Linked DNA regions of Homo sapiens: region 2 is linked to region 1. The links are chromatin contacts, found by Hi-C or POLR2A ChIA-PET in ENCODE. All regions are on one chromosome and are shown on one strand. The core of a region is the stretch at or near the end of the contact, and the rest is flanking DNA. Distances in the headings are between cores, read along the strand shown.

Region 1 (5,477 bases), core at 2,261-4,760:
TTTTCCCCATCATCGAATTGTCTTGGCACCTTTGAAGAACATCAGTTGACATGGGTCTATATTTGGACTTTCTATTCTGTCTATTGATGTTTATGATTGATTTATAAATATCTGAGTGTACAGCTCACTGAATTCTCACAAACTGAACACACGTATATAATTAGCACCCAGGTCAGGAAATAGAGCATGGCCAGTTCCCCAGTCACCTTCTTCATGTGTCCTGCAGGTCATTACCTTATCCTGGCTAATTTTTTATTTTTTATAGCGATGGGGTCTCGCAATGTTGCCCAGCCTGGTCTCAAATCCTGGGCTCAAGCGATCCTCCAGCCACAGCCTACCGAAGTGCTGGGATTACAGGCGTGGGCCCCCACACCCAGCCCCTACTCCTTAAGTGTGAGCTGTGTGTAGTGACTTCCTTCCAAAGAGTCCAGTATGGAAAGAGAGGAAAAAAAAGTAACTTTACAGTGGAGAAACCTGACGAACACCATCTCAGCCAGGTGATCAAGGTCAACATCAACAGTGACAAGTCACGCTGATATTAAGAGCATGAAATTTTGACAGGACCCGATGAGAATGGTACTTCACTTCTGTGGTCTTCCTCTCTAAAATGCATAATCCCAATCTAATCATGACACAAACATCAAACACTTCCAGTGGAGGAACATTCTACAAATACCTGACCAGTGCTTCTCAAAGCTGTCAAGATCATCAAAAGCAAGGAAAGTCTAAGAAACTGTCACAGCCAAGAGCAACCTAAGGAAATATGACAACTAAATGTGATGTCATATCCTGGATGGGATCCTGAAACAGAACATGTCAGTAGGTAAAAAATAAGACAGTGAAAGCATGGACTTGAGTTAGTAACAGTGTATTAAAATTGCTTCATTAATTGCAACAAATGTACTGCAGTCATGTTAGATGCTGTTAATTGGGGAATCTGGACGTGTGTATGCGTATGTACATGTGTGTGTGCGCATGTGTGCAAGTGTGCATGTGTGCACGTGTGCCCATGTGTATGTGTGTGCACGTGCATGTGTGTGCGTGTGCCTGCATGTGTGTGCACGTGTGTGCGCGTGTGGGGGCGGAAGGGGTAACATGGGAACTGTCTGTCCTACCTTGGCAATAATTCCATAAGTCCAAAATTGTTCTAAAAAATAATGTCTATAATAAAAAAAAAAACAAAAAAGGTTACAGAACAGTGACGAGGTAAACTCTTTTTGGTAAAATTGTGTGTATGTGGATAAATGTGTATTTAAGAGTCTGGAATGATGTCAACTAATACAGTATAATTATCTTTCTTTAATAATAAATTATGGTATAATTTATTTCTCTTCTTTTCACCTGGTTGTAATCTTTAAATTTTCTGCAAAGAATGATGATATGAAAAACATTTATGAGGAAAAGTAAAAGCTTACTTTTTATATTAAAATATTAGTGACTTTAAAAAAGGATTAAACTGACAGTAGCTAGGATTCTTAATCCACTTCTTTTTTTTTATTTTTTTTATTTTTTTTTATTTTTTTTTTGAGATGGAGTCTCGCTCTGTTGCCAGGCTGGAGTACAGTGGCGCAATCTCAGCTCAGTGCAACCTCTGCCTCCCGGGTTCAAGTTATTCTCCTGCCTCAGCCTCTCGAGTAGCTGGGACTACAGGTGCCCACCACCACACCCGGCTAACTTTTTGTATTTTTAGTAGAGATGGGGTTTCAACATGTTGGCCAGGATGTTCTTGATCTCTTGACCTCATGATCCACCTGCCTCAGCCTCCCAAAGTGCTGGGATTACAGGTGTGAGCCACTGCGCCTGGCCTCTTAATCCACTTCTAAGCACAGGCACTGGTGCTATGTCTGGTTCACTTTCTATTCTTTGTTCAGATTATTAATATGTCATTTGTGATTTCCACCATCAGGCAACTCTAAAGGGCTGAATATGAAATTTTTCCAGGTTGATGTATAATATAAATATGTTACAGAAGACAGGGACAAATCAAAAAGAAATGTCACTAATGTCAGTAACCACAGAAAAATACAAAGTTTTGAAGACTCAGGGTAAAATTTTTCAAAAATTAATTCACAAATAAAACAGCTTTTACAGAATCCTGAAAGGGCTCATTCTATTACTCGGTTATTTGCTTCGTTATCTGAAATCTTGTGGCTTTTCATGTCTTTATTTAAAAAAAAAATAGTGGCACCAGTGCCGGGCACAGTCACTCACTCCTATAATCCCAGCACTTTGGGAGGCCGAGGCAGGTGGATCACCTGAGGTCAGGAGTTCAAGACCAGCCTGGCCAAATATGGTGAAACCCCGTCTCTACTAGAAATACAAAAAAATTAGCCAGGCGTGGTAGTGGGTGCCTGTAATCCCAGCTACACGGGAGGCTGAGGCAGGAGAATCACTTGAACCTGGGAGGCAGAGGTTGCGTTGAGCTGAGATCATACCAGTGCACTCCAGCCTGGGCGAAAAAAAAAAAAAAAAAGTGGCACCGAATTGAGAGCTTAATTTCACACTTCCAACTTGAATAAAATTGACAGATAATTAGGTTTGAGACTGACAGACTGAACACATGCTGTGGACTGCCTCTTCTTTGCTATACCAATAGTAATGACAGAATAGATATTTAAGATAAACATATACACAGCTCTACTCACAAAAGGAATCCTTAAAACAGGGGTCCTCAACCCCCCCTCCCCTGCACCCTCCTCCCCATCCCCCAGGCTGCACAGCAGGAGGTGAGCAGCCAGCAAGCAAGCGAAGCTTCATCTGTGTTTACAGCCGCTCCTGATCAACTGGCATTACTGCCTTAGCTCCGCCTCCTGTCACATCAGCCGGGCAGCATTTGATTCTCATAGGAGCATGAACCCTGTTGTGAACTGCGCATGCGAGGGGTCTAGGTTGCACCCTTTTATGAGAATCTAATGCCTGATGATCTGTCACTGTCTCCCATCACCCCCACATGGGACTGTCTAGTTGCAGGAAAACAAGTTCAGGGCTCCCACTGACTCTGCATGGTGAGTTGTAGAATTATTATATATTGCAATGTAATAATAATAGAAATAAAGTGCACTATAAATGGAATGCGCTTGAATCATCCCAAAACCATCTCCCCCACCCCTGTCCACGGAAAAATTGTCTTCCATGAAACTGGTCCCTGGTGCCAAAAAGGCTGGGGATCACTGCCCTAAAAGATGGAAAGCAAAGGAGCAGAGGGAAATCTTCGCTATTGACAGATGACACAGCCACCCTCAGGCAACTGCCACTACAGGAGGTGGGACCAACCCTTGGGGGATGCCCAGGTGGGAAGCCGGGAAGCTGAGGCCCAGAGGAGGCCACTAGAGTGATGCCTCGGGCAGGGCGTGTGGCCACAGCAGCTGCGCCTGGAATCCTCATTGCTTGGCCATGCCCACCCCCCAGTGGAGGTAATGACCAGGCTCGTTCTCCATCTGCAAGACAGAGTATGGAAGCCTGGCTCTGGGACACAGGGCCATGTTCTGCGCAGGCTGGCAGGTGACTGAAGAACACAGCGTGTCCGGTACACAGCATAAGAGTCCCTCCTGCAGCTCCTCCCCAGCTCCTCCCCACAGCTCGAAGGAGAAGCAGGAAATCCCAGCTGCAAGAATGAACACAGAACCAAGAACCATTCAACATTTACAAGAAGTCACCTCATGAAAGAAAGAAAGAAACTCAATAAAAGTGTTTCCTCGTAAAACAGAGACTACATACTCGTTTCAAACACACATGGAATTTAGAAAAGCTAACTACATACTAAGCTACAAAAGAGACTTTAACAAATCTCCCAAATTGATAAACAGTCTGCATTCATTCACTAAATGTAACCCCAAAAAAAAATCCGCACTAAATATACATCCTAAATAAATCCACACATCTGGAAATTTTTAAACAGTTTTAAATAACTCTTGGATTAAAGAGAAAGTCAAAGTAGAAATGAGAAACTGTTTCAATCAAATGAAAATAAAAAATACTGTATATTAAAATGCAGACTTATTCATTCACTAGAAACCCAGAAAGACTGAAAATGAATAACCTACACTTTCAACTCAAGGATGAATAAATAAAGCAGAAAGAAGGAATTAATAAAGATAATAGTGCAGGTTAATGAAAGGGGAAACAACTGTCAGTCAAACCAGAAGCCGGTTCTTTTAAAAGATTAGTTAAGAAAAAAAAAAAAAGAACAAACCTTTTTAAGTAAGCTCAAGAAAAAGAAAAAAGGCACAGATACCCCAAATAAAGACAAAAGGAGAAAATAAAACCACAAGGAACAATTTTATAAATCATAACAGTGCACCACAGAGGCCCAACTTTAAACCAATAGCTAGAATGAAACATTTTCTAAGAACGTATAAATTGCCCAAATTTGGCCAAAGAGTAGTGAAACCCTGACCAATGGCTGTAAGTTGAAACAGTAATCAAAAATTTACCCAAAGAAACAAAGCACTAAACCTAGATAAGTTTTTTGTTTTGTTTTGTTTTGTTTTTGAGACGGAGTTTCGCTCTTGTTGCGGAGGCTGGAGTGCAGCGGCGCGATCCCGGCTCACTGCAACCTCTGCCTCCCAGGTTCAAGTGATTCCCCTGCCTCAGCCTCCTGAGTAGCTGGGATTACAAGCATGCACCACTACACCCGGCTAACTTTGTATTTTTAGTAGAGATGGGGTTTCTCCATGTTGGTCAGGCTGGTCTTGAACTCCCAACCTCAGGTGATCAGCCCACCTCGGCCTCCCAAACTGCTGGGATTACAGGCGTGAGCCACCACGCCCGGCTAAACCTACCTAGTTTTACAGGAAAACTCTATCAAGATTTCAAGGTACAGATAATTCCCACCTTATAAAAACTGTTCCCACCTTCTAACAAAATAATAATAAGAGAAGCCATCCCAACTGAGTTGATGAGACCGACACTGAAACCAGGAAACTACAACAAAAGCAAGCAAAATTACAGGCGATGGTAGATTCCTCCAGTGCTGCCAACATCTCCTTTTCCTGTCCTTCCAGGAAAACAGAAGTCTGCACTTCCCAGCTCCCTGCAAGGGATCACATGACTGGAGTCTCTCTAGCAAAAGTGCTGTGTGTCACTTCCGGACCACAATACAGAGGAGCAGGTAAGAGATCTCCAAGCCTCAGTGAAGCCCGAAGCCACCGAACTCCTATCGGCCTTGATATCTGAATGACTGGGTGGAAAACAGCTCCCCCTGACCCCCAACTCACAATGAACATGGGCAGAAATTAAATCATAGTTACCTGGGGCAGGGGTCCGGGAGTGGAGAAGGATGGCGCAGGGAGGATCCCAGGCTTGGAAGAGGTGGACGAGGAGGCCTTTAGCCTAGCATTTTTGTCTTTCCACAAAGAGAATGCATGTATACATTGCTTCTTAATTAAAAATAAATCTTGGGTCAGGTACAGTGGTTCATGTCTATAATCGCAGCAGTCTGGGAGACCGAGGCAGGAATATCGCTTGAAGCCAAGAGT
Region 2 (5,341 bases), core at 1,248-3,747, 46 kb after region 1:
GAAACACAGGACAGGGCTAGCGTAAACCGAGAATTCCCAAACTTCCGGAATTCACTGAAACTTTTATTTATTTTTTTTTTAGTAAAACTGCAAGAGTGACCTTTCAAAAATATATATGCAATACATAATAATAAGGCAAAGTTTGCTCTGATTTTTAGTAAATAGCCAGTAGCAGTGTAAGCCAAGTTATAAATGGCAATAAAAAAATAAATATTATGGCCAGGGCGTGGTGGCTTACGCCTGTAATTCCAGCACTTTGGGAGGCTGAGAGGATCACTAGAGACCAGGAGTTCGAGACCAGCCTGGGCAACATTGTGAGACCCTGTCTCTATAAAAAATTAAACAATTAGCCGGGCATGGTAGTGCACACCTGTAGTCCCAGCTACTCAGGAGGCCAACGTGGGAGGATCTGCTTGAGCCCAGGAGGTTGAGGCTATAGTGAGCTATGATTGCACCGCTGCACTCTAGCCTGGGTGACAGAGAGAGACTCTGCCTCAAATATTTCAAAATAGATAGATAGATAAATATTAGGTTGGTAAGAGGGGATGGGAATGTGGGGAGAACAAATATTATTTTCCATTTTATATGGTTACTCATCTGTATCATAATAAAGCTTGCATCACTTCCCCTCCATGCCACAGCCCTTGAACTGATCACTTTCTGAGAACGTTGGCTAAACATGAGAGCTCCTAACTGAATGATATAGTAAGAGTTTAATCTAGAGACAAAAAGGAAAAGAACTAGATTTAGAAACAATCTTTACTCCAACTTACAAAGTAAGAAGCCAAATATCTTCCCAAAGCAGTTCAACTTTAGTCCACTTGCAAAATACTCTCAGTGCAGCCTTAGGCAAGTCAGCCCCTAACATGTGCTGGGCAACAGCTGGGTGCCAGGTTACTTCACTTGTTCCTTGCAACAACAACCTGATGGGGTAGGTCTTGTCTGAGGCTTAAAGATGAAGCACATGATTTGGCCAAGGCTACTGGTATGTGGTGGAACTGGGTTGGCTGACTCCATTGCATCTCACCGTCTCAAAAATAGGGACAAGAATACGACCTATCTTGTGAGTTTATCAAGAGGAGGAAATACAACTCATGAAAAGTGCTTGGCCTCATTGCTGCCTGGCAAATAGTAAAGAGCTTCAATAATTGACAAATAGCTTTATTATTATTGTCCAAAGTCACCCCACTAGCAAGCAGCAGAGCTGTACTGGAAATCCAGGTTGGCAGCAGTCTTAAACCCACACTCCAAGTGGTGGTCACCTTAGAATAGTAAGGTATAGCTTACCAGCCTCGCCCAGTTTCCATTTAAAAAGGCCAAAGGGCAGAAGGGGCACTCCAAAGTCCCAATACTGAAGCTTTAATGCTAGCACTTGGCAGAATCTCATTCTAGAATACTTTTGGAGAGACTCCAAGCTTTGGGCATGAAGGCTGCACAGCTCTAGCAAAAGTGATCCAACGGCAGGGAAGGGAAAACGGGACAGGCGCTTCTACAGAATCTGCCTCTCTACCTGAACAGTTCCCTTCTGTGCACTTTAGGTTTGACCTACTTTGCCCACAAAAAGGTTTTAAGCAGTATCTGACTGTAAATGGAAGTAGGTCCAGTGTCAAAAAGGAAAAAAAAAAAAGTCACTACACAAATACTAACTTACCATTGACTGGAGGAGCCACAGTTGGGATCCAACTAGTACTTCTAAGAAGGTTTTAAGAAAGCATGTTACAATAAAGCAGCAAGATACTAAAGCAAGGACATCCAGGGCAGGGCCAACTAAACTTCCCTCTGAATGCCACTGCGCTTTATCAAGACATCCGTCATCATACAAAAATTTAACTTACTTACAGACACTTCTCACCTACTTGGAGTGGTTTTTCAAGGGCCAAATAGAAACCTGACATTAACTTAGTAACCATGTACAGAATGGATAAACAGTATTTACTTCCTCTGGTCTCTACCCTGTTTATTATATCCAGTACTCCACTTGCCAGACAACCTAGAGCATAGTAGTTATTCAATAAAAATTTTCATTCATTCATTCATTCATTCATTCATTCATTCATTCGAGACAGGGTCTTACTCTGTTGTCCAGGCTGGAGTTCAGAAGCACCATCATGGCTCACTGCAGCCTCAAACTCCTGGGTTCAAGAGATCCTCCTGCCTCAGCCTCCCAAGTAGCTGGAACTACAAGCATGCACCACCATGCCTGGCTAATTTTTTGTTTTTGTTTTTTTAAAAGATGGGAGGTTCTCACTATGTTGCCCCAGCTGGTCTTGAGCTCCTGGGTTCAAGCCATCCTCCCACCTTGGCCTCCCACAGTGCTGGGATTACAGGCATGAGCCACTGTGCCCAGCCAATAAATGTTTCTGTTTTTGTTTTTGTTTTAAAGAACCTTTGTAAAGCACTTAGTCTAAACTTTGGGCCCAATAAAGGAGTGCTTATGAAACATCCTAGAAAGACTATCATCCAGCATTTGTGTAAACACAGTAACACACTTTGTGAATGGGGCCTAATCTATTCCCTCATTAGGTGTCGCTCTGTGTCACCAGGTTCCTTCCCAAGTAGCACAACAGCAGTCATCATCACAGCTCACATTACCTATACACTTACCCGTGCACCCTGCTGGCACTTTCCACGGCTAGAAGGTGGCAAAGCCAGGACTGGAACCCAGGCCACTTGCCTCCAGCACCTGGCCCTTAGTTACCATGCTACTCCAGTCCCTGGATCCCATGCTATCCTCAGGGCATGAAAGGAAAAGTCCCTACTTTCTACCCAGCAGGCCTATAAAATTACAATTTATCATCTCATTTCCTGATCCAATCTCCCCGACAACTCACGACTTCTACAGAAGCCAAGTGTCCTCTCTTCCCTCTACCTGCCTGGCACCTCTTCTGTCCGTCTGACCTGCAAAGCAGCCAGACTCATGTCCACTCTGTCTTCGCTTATGCTATTACCACATGGTCTCTCAGCCCACCCAGATCTTTCTAGAGCCAGTTCACATTTGGCCTCCCCAGCAACTAGACTCAGGGGCGCTTTGTATTGTTACTTAACTGTTTCTAGCGAATGTACCATTTCCCTATGGCTGTTAAGTTTCTGGTAGAGACAGTCTTTTTCAATACTCCTCTCTATTGACTGTAGTATTCAATGAGAACAGCGAGCATGTATGGCGTTGGTATTTATCTTCCTTTAGAATGACGAGAAAATTAATATCAAATTCTAATGCAAAAATTATAAGCCTTAATATTAAAGAATCAAGCCTCATTTCAAATAATAAAGTACTTATTTCTTCTTTATACTTTTCAATAAGCATATATTCCTTTTTTTTTTTTTTTAATTATGGGCTGGGCTGGGTGCAGTGGTTCACGCCTGTAATCCCAGCACTTTGGTTGGCTGAGGCAGGCGGATCACGAGGTCAGATGTTCGAGACCAGCCTGGCCAACATGGTGAAACCCTGTCTCTATTAAAAATGTAAAGATCAGCCGGGCGTGGTGGCATGTGCCTGTAGTCCCAGCTACTCGGAGGTTGAGGCAGGAGAATTGCTTGAACCCAGGAGATGGAGGTTGCAGTGAGCTGAGATTGCGCCATTGCACTCCAGCCTGGGCGACAGAGCGAGACGCCATCTCAGAAAAATAAATTTAAAAAAATTAAAAAGTTTAATTAGAAATTATGTATACAGATATTTGCGTGGCAACACATTGGGATAAGATGCATTGATCTGATATTTGTATATTTAAAGTTATTATTCTTTAATTAGATGCTTTTTTGTTCTTAAGCATTTGATCATCTGAACTGGGTTCATTCAAAGTGTTATGAATTTCACAGCTATTAAAAAGAAATCAGCTATATCAAGAGGAGCTGTGTGATGTAGAAACAAATTAACATAACAGAAGTTTATTTCTTGCTCAACTACGTGTTCAGCATAGGTTGGGTCTGAGCAGGGGCCGGGGGGAAGGGCCAGCTTCGGCTTCACGTAATCACTCAGGGATCTAGGCTGATAGAGGCTCCACCACATGACACACAGCTTCTGTGGCAGAGCTGGAGGTTCCTAGTGCTTCAGCCCCGAAGTGGGACAACTCACTTCTCACAGTTTGCTAGCCAGAAGTAGTTACATGGTCCCACCTAACTGCAAGGTCACACGGGAACGTTGACGAGCACAGGGATAGTCATTGCATAGTGAATGTTCCTGCCACGCAGGCAGATCAGGAGGTAAGGAAACAGAGAAATCCCTGATCCGTATGTGCAAAAAGCAAGTATACAACAATGCACACACAATGCTCCCATCTGTGTTAAAAGAAAAAGAGGGAGGGAGTGAGAAAAGGAAGAGGCATTTTAAAAAAATCTCTGGAAGAACACAAGAATACCATGGTAAGAAAAGCTCGGCCGGGCCTGGTGGCTCACGGCTGTAATCCTAGCAGTTTGGAAGGCCGAGATGGGAGGATCACTTGAGGCCAGGAGTTCAAAACCAGCCTGGTCAACATAGCAAGACCCCATCTCTAAAAAAAATTTAAAATAAAATTAAAAAAAAGAACAGCTCTTTCTCTGGAGGCAAGCTGGTTAACAAGGGACAGAGGGGAAAGGAGGCATATTTTTCACAATCACCCTTTTATACCATATGTATGTATTATCTACTTAGAAATACTAACTAAAATAATGTTTAGGCTTTGAGACATGCACTTCAAATTAACAAGTTGGGTTTTTTTCCTGAATAAAGTCCAATTTATTCTAGTATGAGAAACACCAAATCCTTGACTCATACTGCTTGAAATGAAACACTGGGAGTAACTGTGACAAAATCATATCCTTTTGTCAAGTCTTGCTGAGAGATCGTGGACTGGCTTGCGTCTATTCTAAATATAAACAACGCTACTACATAGGCGATACGAAATGTACTTAAATCGATAAACTGTCTCCTTTTGAGAATAATTTTACTTTTATTTCAATTCAGGTTCCATTTTCTAAACCAAAACTCCTTTTCTAAAATAAAAAGGTACTTTTTGTACTGTTCAGATGAACCCTATGCAAAATACAGTAAATAAACCCTCTGGGGTTTCCAAAAAAAAATAATATCGCTGTTTCAGAATGCATTAAGATATGGAATGTACCAGGGTACAGTCTTTTACAAAATTATACTCAACACCCTCAAATAATACTTAAATACATCACATGCCAGATGTGCCAGGAGATAGCCTCTGGGGCTTATGACAAGATGACCGAATGGCTCATCTGTTCTCATGTGGTTGTCTTAAAAGCAGAATCCTGCTGACATTTGGCTGATGAGGTTAAGCCATGAATGACGCAGTCAGTAAACAGGTCAAGTCCCCAAAACGGCTTCCGTAATTCATTTCAA

Evidence for each region. A loop is a pair of places that touch in the nucleus more often than their neighbours do. ChIA-PET counts read pairs that join two places held with the same protein, here RNA polymerase II (POLR2A). Pooled maps may share reads with other maps.
Region 2: a map of mammary epithelial cell shows a loop between it and region 1 (2.1-fold over the local background). The contact joins two enhancer-like sites. A Hi-C loop is called at or near these places in 9 of 168 maps with a recorded cell type or tissue (CD8-positive, alpha-beta T cell, Calu3, K562 and 6 more) and 5 of 50 pooled maps. POLR2A ChIA-PET finds 5 or more read pairs at or near these places in 13 of 52 experiments (AG04450, BJ, Caco-2 and 10 more).

What each region holds. Positions count from the first base shown.
Region 1 is chr7:99,075,826-99,081,302 of GRCh38, forward strand. The region is part of intron 1 of SMURF1 (SMAD specific E3 ubiquitin protein ligase 1); the gene reads right to left. Among named protein-coding and RNA genes, the nearest start is that of SMURF1, 66 kb to the right of the region's middle. Within about 2 kb of position 3,511, at least 7 of the 41 ENCODE cell types and tissues checked have a DNase peak (open chromatin) inside an H3K27ac peak, as active enhancers do.
Region 2 is chr7:99,123,038-99,128,378 of GRCh38, forward strand. The region is part of intron 1 of SMURF1 (SMAD specific E3 ubiquitin protein ligase 1); the gene reads right to left. Among named protein-coding and RNA genes, the nearest start is that of SMURF1, 18 kb to the right of the region's middle. Within about 2 kb of position 2,498, at least 7 of the 41 ENCODE cell types and tissues checked have a DNase peak (open chromatin) inside an H3K27ac peak, as active enhancers do.